Linked DNA regions of Homo sapiens: region 2 is linked to region 1. Evidence: read pairs that join two places in POLR2A ChIA-PET (ENCODE). Cell type or tissue: GM12878. All regions are shown on one strand.

Region 1 (4,000 bases):
TTTGTGGGTATTTGCAATTTTTCTTTTTTCCGTAAGTGGGAGAGACTTGATCATGTTGAAAAGTCTTTAGGCCATGTGCGGGGGCTCAGCCTGTAATCCCAGCACTTTGGGAGGCCGAGGCAGGGGGATCACTTGAGGTCAGGAGTTCGAGGCCAGCCTGGCCAACATGGTGAAACCCCATCTCTACTAAAAATACAAAAATTAGCCAGGCTTGGTGGCACACACCTGTAGTCCCAGTTACTTGGGAGGCAGGAGAATCACTTGAATCTGGGAGGCGGAGGTTGCAGTGAGCTGAGATCGCGCCACTGCACTCCTGCCTGGGTGACAGAGCGAGACTCCATCTCAGAAAAAAAAAAAAAAGAAAAGTCTTTAGAAGTAAACCAGTTGAGAGGGAGGGAGTGGGAGACAAAGTACAGTGGAAGGGTAGATAGGAGGAGGGGCAGTTTCTGTAGGACTGGCTTCCCAACCCCCAACCTCTGCTGCTGGCTCGAATCACCTACAGAATTTGAAAATTTACATGTGTTTGGCTGGGCGAAGTGGCTGGTGCCCATAATTCCAGCACTTTAGGAGGCAGAGGCAGGCGGATCACTTGAGGTCAGAACTTCGAGACCAGCCTAGCTAACGTGGTGAAACCCCATCTCTATTAAAAATACAAAAATTAGCTGGGCATGTTGGCGGGTGCCTGTAATCTCAGCTATTCTGGAGGCTGAGGCATGAGAATCACTTGAACCCGGGAGGCAGAAGTTGCGGTGAGCCGAGATTGCACCCTTGCATTCCAGCCTGGGCAACAGTGCAAGAATCAATCTCAAAAAAACAAATAAATAAATACTGATGTTGGTTGGGCGCGGTGGCTCATGCCTGTAATTCCAGCACTTTGCGGGGCCAAGGCAGACAGATCACCTGAGGTCAGGAGATCGAGGCCAGCCTGGCCAATGTGGTGAAACCCCGTCTCTACTAAAAATACAAAAATTAGCTGGGCCTGGTGGCACACGCCTGTAGTCCCAGCTACTCAGGAGGCTGAGGCAGGAGAATCGCTTGAACCCAACAGGTAGAGGTTGCGGTGAGCCAAGATTGTGCCATTGCACTCCAGCCTTGGTGACGGAGTGACACTCTGTCAAAAAAAAAAAAACACAACTGAAGCCTGGATTCACCCCCAGAGAATCTGATTGAAATGATATGCAGAATTGGCCAGCTCCTCCAAGCGATTCCAATGCGCAGCCAGGGTGTAGAACAATTACTTTGGTGAGAAGAAGGGTAGGAGGGGCAGGGCGGTGGGGGGCTTGCAGGGAGTAGCTTGGAAGTGGATGAAGCCTGTTAGGTACCAAGGAGGGCCCATTTACCTAGGTTCCCAATTCAGAAAGAGCTTCAGATTTAGACTTTGTATGTTATTGCAAAATGTATTTGCACCTATAGCCATTGTACTTGCGTGTGTTAAAGAGCACTGTTTTGTTGTGTCTAAACACGTAAAATAACTGCATTTCTTGTAAACAGCAATCTATCCATCCATCTATACCAAGACCACCACCCTTTTCATGAAAGTAGACTGGGTCTCTCTCAATGCAGATGGAAAAAAATAAGGAAGACCCCATCTGATGACTTTAATTTTGTTTGTTTGTTTGTTTGAGACAGGGTCTCACTCTGTTGCCCAGACTGGAGTGCAGTGGCACGATCATAGCTCACTGCAGCCTCAACCTCTCAGGCTCGGGTGATCCTTCCACCTCAGCCTCCCAGATAGCTGGGACTACAGATGTGTGCCACCACACTTGACTAGTTTTTAAAATTTTTTGTCGAGATGGGGCAGTGTCGCTATGTTGCCCAGGCAGGTCTTGAACTCCTGGGCTCAAGTGATCTGCCCACCTTGGCCTCCCAAAGTGATGGAATTACACGTGTGAGCCACCACGCCCATCATGACTTCTATTTTGGTTTTTGGTTGTTGTGGTTTTTGCAATCTCAGGCCAGAGATCTTCACTTCTGTTTTGTATGTGAAGTAAAGGACAGAAGGGAAAATGTTTAAGAGAGTTGGTCCAGAGAGCAATGTAGAGAGGTGGCCAGAGAAAGGACAGCCCAGGTGGTGCTGAGGGTCTGAAGCTGATAACCTAGATTTGCAATGGAACCCTCCACCCTAAGTGACTCTCTCCAGCCACTGTTGAGGAAGAGGTACTGAGAAAGTGGGTCACAGAGCTCATCTAGAGCTTTCTTTCTTTCTTTCTTTCTTTTTTTTTGAGATGGAGTCTCACTCTGTCGCCCAGACTGGAGACTGGAGTGCAGAGTGCAGTGGTGCAATCTCAGCTCACTGCAACCTCCACCTCCCGGGTTCAAGCCATTCTCCTGCCTCAGCCTCCCTAGTAGCTGGGACTACAGGTGCGTGCTGCCCTGCCTGGCTAACATCTGGAGCTTTCCCACGTGGTGAAAATGACCACAAGGGATGTTAGAGAATTGAGGCAATAGGTTGTTGGAATGGTGGATCTAAGTGGGTAAGAAGGGAATGGGGAGGGAGAAAGGCTAGTGGATCAGGAGAAGGTGGGACATCAGTGACCTGGAGAGGCTGCTGAGGTCCAAGGAAGGTCTGAGCGAGTGTGTTAAACCAGGAAGTAGGAAGGAAAAGAGAAGGGAGTTAGAGACTGGGATGCCTGAATTTGGGATCTTGCTGATGGAGCTGTGACTGCTGGTAAAATTGGAGTGGCGGTTGAAGTGGGGTCAGGGAAGTCACCAGAGATGTAAGAAAGTAGATGCAGGACTTGTCACCAAGACAGTGACTGGAGCTTTAGGTGAAGAACTGGGAGCCACATGCGAAGTCTCTAGTGACAAGGAAGTGGCCAGAGGTGGGTGGCCAGCCTCAGGGCTTTTTTTTTTTTTCTTCCAGCAGTTTGTTATAGCCTCAGGGTTTTTATCAGAGGAGGGAAGACAATCATTCAAGAGGGGCATGGGGATGCCTCAGGTCCTGGGGAAGGAGAGGAAGATAGGGGAGAGATGCAGGATGGAGCAGAAGCAAGGAAAGACAGGGGTTCTGGAGGATGCCAGTAATGTAGAGAAAAAAGTCAATGAGTCAATGAGTCAATGAGGCAGGCTCACACCTGTAATCCCAGCACTTTGGGAGGCCGAGGTGGGTGGATCACCTGAGGTTGAGAGTTTGAGACCAGCCATGGCCAACATGGTAAAACCTTGTCTCTACTATAAATACAAAATTAGCTGGGCGCAGTGGCACATGCCTGGAATCCCAGCTACTTGGGAGGCTGAGGCAGGAGAATCGCTTGAACCCGGGAGGTGGTAGTTGCAGTGAACCGAGATTGCACTATTGCACTCCAGTCTGGGCAACGAGAGCAAAACTCCCTCTCAAAAAAAAAAAAAAAAATTACAATAAAAAAATCACAATGAGATATTACTATGCACCTATAAGAGCAGCTAAAATAAAAAACAGTGATAACAGGAAATGCTGGCAAGAGTGTGGAGAAAATGGATCTCTCTCCACATTCCTGGTGGAAATGTAAATGGTACAGCCATTCTGCAAAAAATCATGGCAATTTATAAGACTAGATATGCACTTACCATAAGACACAGCAATGGCATTCTTTGGACATATATCTCAGAGAAATGAAAACTTACATTCATATAAAAACCTGTACACAAATGTTTAGAGTTGCTTCATTTGTAATAGCCCAAAACTGGAAACAACCCAAATAGCCTTCAATTCAATGGGTGAATAAACTTGAGCTAGATATGGTGGCTTATGCCTGTAATCCCAGTACTTTGAGAGACTGAGGTGGGAGGATTGCTTGAGCCCAGGAGTTGAAGACCAGCCTAGGCAACATAGGGAGACCCCCATCTGTACAAAAAAATAAAAAGTTAAACTCTAGTACATGCATTCCATGGGATACTACTCAGTAATAAAAAGGAAAGAACTATTGATACACACAGTGACTTGGTTGGATATATCTCAGAGGCATTATGGTTATCGAAAAAAGCCAATCTCTGCACTCCAGGCTGGATGACAGAGAGAGAC
Region 2 (4,000 bases), 140 kb after region 1:
CTCTGGGATCTTTATTCTTTTCTTCTACTAATTTTGGGTTTGGATTGCTCTTGCTTTTCTATTTCTTTAAGATGCACTGTTACGTTGTTTATTTGATGTTTTTCTACTTTTTTTTTTTTTAGACGGAGTTTCGCTCTTGTTGCCCAGGCTGGAGTGCAATGGTGTGATCTCGGCTCACCGCAACCTCTGCCTCCCGGGTTCAAGCGATTCTCCTGCCTCAGCCTCCCAAGTAGCTGGGACTACAGGCATGCGCCACCACGCCCAGCTAATTTTGTATTTTTAGTAGAGACGGAGTTTCTCCATGTTGGTCAGGCTGGTCTCGAACTCCTGAGCTCAGGTGATCTGCCCACCTCAGCCTCCCAAAGTGCTGGGATTCAGGCATGAGCCACCATGCCTGGCCTGTTTTTCTACTTTTTTAAGGTAAGTGTTTATTGCCATAAACTTCCCTCTTAGCACTGCTTTTGCTGTATCCCATAGGTTTTGGTATGTTGTGTTTCCATTATCATTTGTTTCAAGAAATGTTTCCATTTCCTTCTTAATTTCTTCATCGACCCCACTGGTCATTCCAGAGCATATTATTTAATCTCCATGTGTTTGTATATCTCCAAAATTTCTCTTGTTATTAATTTCTAGTTTTATTCCATTGTGGTCAGAGAAGATGCTTGACATTACTTCAATTTTTTTTTAATGTGTTAAGGCTTGTTGTGAGACCTAAGATATGGTCTGTCCTTGAGAATGATCCATGTGCTGAGGAAAAGAATGTGTATTCTGTAGCCATTGGATGAAACAATCTGTAAATATCTATTAGTTCCATTTGGTCAACAGTGCAGATGAAGTCCCATGTTTCTTTGTTGATTTTCTGTCCAGAAGATCTGTCCACTGCTGAAAGTAGACTGTTGAGGTCTCCAGTTATTATTGTATTGGGGTCTCTCTCTCTCTTTAGCTGTTTAGTGTTTGCTTTATATATCTGGGTGCTCTAGTCTTGGGTGCATATCTATTTAAAATTGTTATATCCCCTTGCTGAATGACCCCTTTATCATTATATAATGACCTTCTTTGCCTCTTCTTATAGTTTTTGTCTTGAAATCTATTTAGTCTGATATAAGCATAGCCACTCCTGCTCTTTACCAGTTTCCATTGGCACGGGACATCTTTTTCCATCCCTTTCTTCTCAGTTTATGTGTGTCTTTGTAGGTGAAGTGTGTTTCTTGTAGGCAATATATCACTGGGTCATGTTTTTTTGTTTGTTTGTTTTTTCCATTCAGGTACTCTGCATAACAACTGGTTATGATCAGGGCCAATGACTCCCCACCACTTCCCAGCAGATAAGGCTCAGGCATTGAAGCAGAGAGTCCCTTTGGGCCCTGAGGATGCAGGAAGTACCTGCACCCACCTAAGACCTCCATCATTGGTTCATCCAAACTACTTCCTAATGTCAGAATAAGAAACAAGTCTCTTTTGGGCTCACACAGGGTATGTGTCTCATTTTTGCTAGTTGTGTCACAGACTCAGGGCCACTAAATATGATTGGGAAAAGACCATTGGACAGTGTTGTAGGATATTGTAAGACTGGCCTAAGGAAAAGGCTAAAGGGGTGCTCATCTTAAGAATGCCAGGCTGGGTACAGTGGCTCATGCCTGTAATCCCAGCACTTTGGGAGGCTGAGGCGGGTGGATCACCTGAAGTCAGGCGTTTGAGACCAGCCTGGACAACATAGCAAGACCTCGTCTCTAATTAAAAAAAAAACAAAAAAACGAAAAAACAGACCAGGCACAATGGCTCACACCTGTTATCCCAGCACTTTGGGAGGCCGAGGTTGGTGGATCACAAGGTCAGGAGTTCGAGACCAGCCTGGCCAATGTGGTGAAACCCCATCTCTACTAAAAATACAAAAAAATGGCTGGGTGCGGTGGCTCACACCTGTAATCCCAGCACTTTGGGAGGCCAAGGCGGATGGATCACGAGGTCAGGAGATCGAGACCATCCTGGCTAACACGGTGAAACCCCGTCTCTACTAAAAATACAAAAGAAATTAGCTGGGCATGATGGCAGGCACCTGTAGTCCCAGCTAGTCGGGAGGCTGAGGCAGGAGAATGGCGTGAACCCGGGAGGCAGAGCTTACAGTGAGCTGAGATCACGCCACTGCACTCCAGCCTGGGTGACAGAGCAAGACTCTGTCTTAAAAAAAAAAAAAAAAAAAAAAAAAAATTTGTCGGGCATAGTGGTGCACACCTGTAATCCCAGCTACTTGGGAGACTGAGGCAGGAGAATTGCTTGAACCTGGGAGGCAGAGGTTGCAGTGAGCTGAGATCACGCCACTGCACTCCAGCCTGGGTGACAGAGCGACACTCTGTCTCAAAAAAAAAAAAAAAAAAAAATGCCCAGACAGAGACACTGGGGAATGGGATCAGGGAAGTGTTGACTTAAAAGAGGGAGGAGTGAAATTCAGTCCAAGAAAGTGTCAGTGAATAATTGTGAAATCAAGTATCACATGACGCATGCCCATGGAAAAAGAAAAGCTACAGCAGGAATTTTTTTTTTTTTAGAATGGATTTTTTTCATCCCCCCAAGGCCAGTATCACTTGGGATTTGTATTAATGGTTTGCATTAAGTGTGACAGAGGGAGACCCTTTAGCTTTAGGCTTTGGACCTTGTGTTCCTCCTTGGTGGATGCTGGCTTTTCTCTTAGTTCTCCTGTGCTGGCCTGAACTTCTCCAGGACTGGATAACCCAGGCCCTGTTCCAGCCCCTTCTTGCCAAGAGGAGGAAGGAGAATGGATTTACAACCTCTGGCCAGTTCCCACGCCCTATTCTGAACTGCACTATTCAAGAATACTTGTGGGAGGACACAGAGGTGCTCCAGGCTGCACAAAATGACTCAGAGGCAGCCCCAGTGTGGGGTGGTCCTTGCCAAGACACAGAGACAAGAGCGGTGCTGGGGTGGCTTGGGACAGGGTATGTTTTAGCGGGGATTTCTCTCTGTAATCTTCAATGCCCCCCAAGCTATTACAAGTAAAGACTAATTATAAAGATTGGAAGGAAAAACAAGGCAGGGAAAAAATTTAAATACATACACGCATGTATACATGCATATATATTCGTAGCCCCCTGGCTGTTTGGTTTATAGGAAGAAAATTATCCCTAAAATAATTAGTTGACTATTGGAAAGAAAAAAAAATCTTGTAACCTTCAGTAAAAGCAGTGACTCTTGGCAAGCAAAAGTGGCTTTAAGTTCCCTAACCGGCTTGTCAAACCAGACTGCTGCTCCCAAGCTACACCTATTACAAATATTAAAGCCACTAACTATGAGATTTACCGAGCCACATGGCCTGGAGATGGAAACATCCTCAGGGAATGGTCTGGTGCCAGAGACTGTTCCCTTAATGGGCTTTTACTGTTCCCTTAGTGGGCTTTTACTACTGTGTGTTTGATTCGCTTCATATACACACAGGCAACTTGAATTTTTTTTTTTTTTCCAAGACGGAGTCTTGCTCTGTTGCCCAGGCTGGAGTGCAGTGGTGCCATCTCAGCTCACTGAAACCTCAAATTCCTGGCACAAGTGATCTTCCAGCCTCAGCCTCTCAAGTAGCTGGGACTACAGGTGCATGCCCTACACCCAGCTAATATTTTTATTTTTTGTAGAGACAAGTTCTTGCTATGTTGCCCAGGCTGGTCTTAAAGTCCTGGCCTCAAGCGATCCTCCCACCTCAGCCTCCCAAAATGTTAGGATTACAGGTGTGAGCCACCACATGCCAAGCCATTAATCTTTTTTTTTTTTTGAGACAGAGCCTCACTCTGTCACCCAGGCTGGAGTGCAGTCGCATGATCTCGGCTCACTGCAACCTCCAGCTCGTGGGTGCAAGCAATCCTCAAGCCTGGCTAATTTTTTGTTTTTTTTTTTTAGTACAGACAGGGTTTAACCATGTTGGACAGGCTGATCTCAAACCCCTGACCTCAAGTGATCCACCCGCCTCGGCCTCCCAAAGTGTTAGGATTACAGG

What was found. Peaks named below come from ENCODE experiments on the same cell type or tissue, not always from the same donor. Only the 100,000 strongest peaks of a DNase experiment are listed, where the experiment ranks them.
Region 2: POLR2A ChIA-PET joins it to region 1 with 6 read pairs; 3 of 35 experiments call an interaction of 5 or more read pairs at or near these places.

Annotation. Positions count from the first base shown.
Region 1 is chr15:90,176,738-90,180,737 of GRCh38, forward strand. No RefSeq gene overlaps it. Among named protein-coding and RNA genes, the nearest start is that of SEMA4B, 23 kb to the right of the region's middle. RefSeq lists an enhancer at 1,326-2,231. In GM12878, no CTCF peak of the experiment used is centred here; a DNase peak (open chromatin) is centred at 1,974; H3K4me3 peaks cover 1,226 bases; H3K27ac peaks cover 850 bases.
Region 2 is chr15:90,313,033-90,317,032 of GRCh38, forward strand. No RefSeq gene overlaps it. Among named protein-coding and RNA genes, the nearest start is that of ZNF774, 37 kb to the right of the region's middle. In GM12878, no CTCF peak of the experiment used is centred here; no DNase peak of the experiment used is centred here.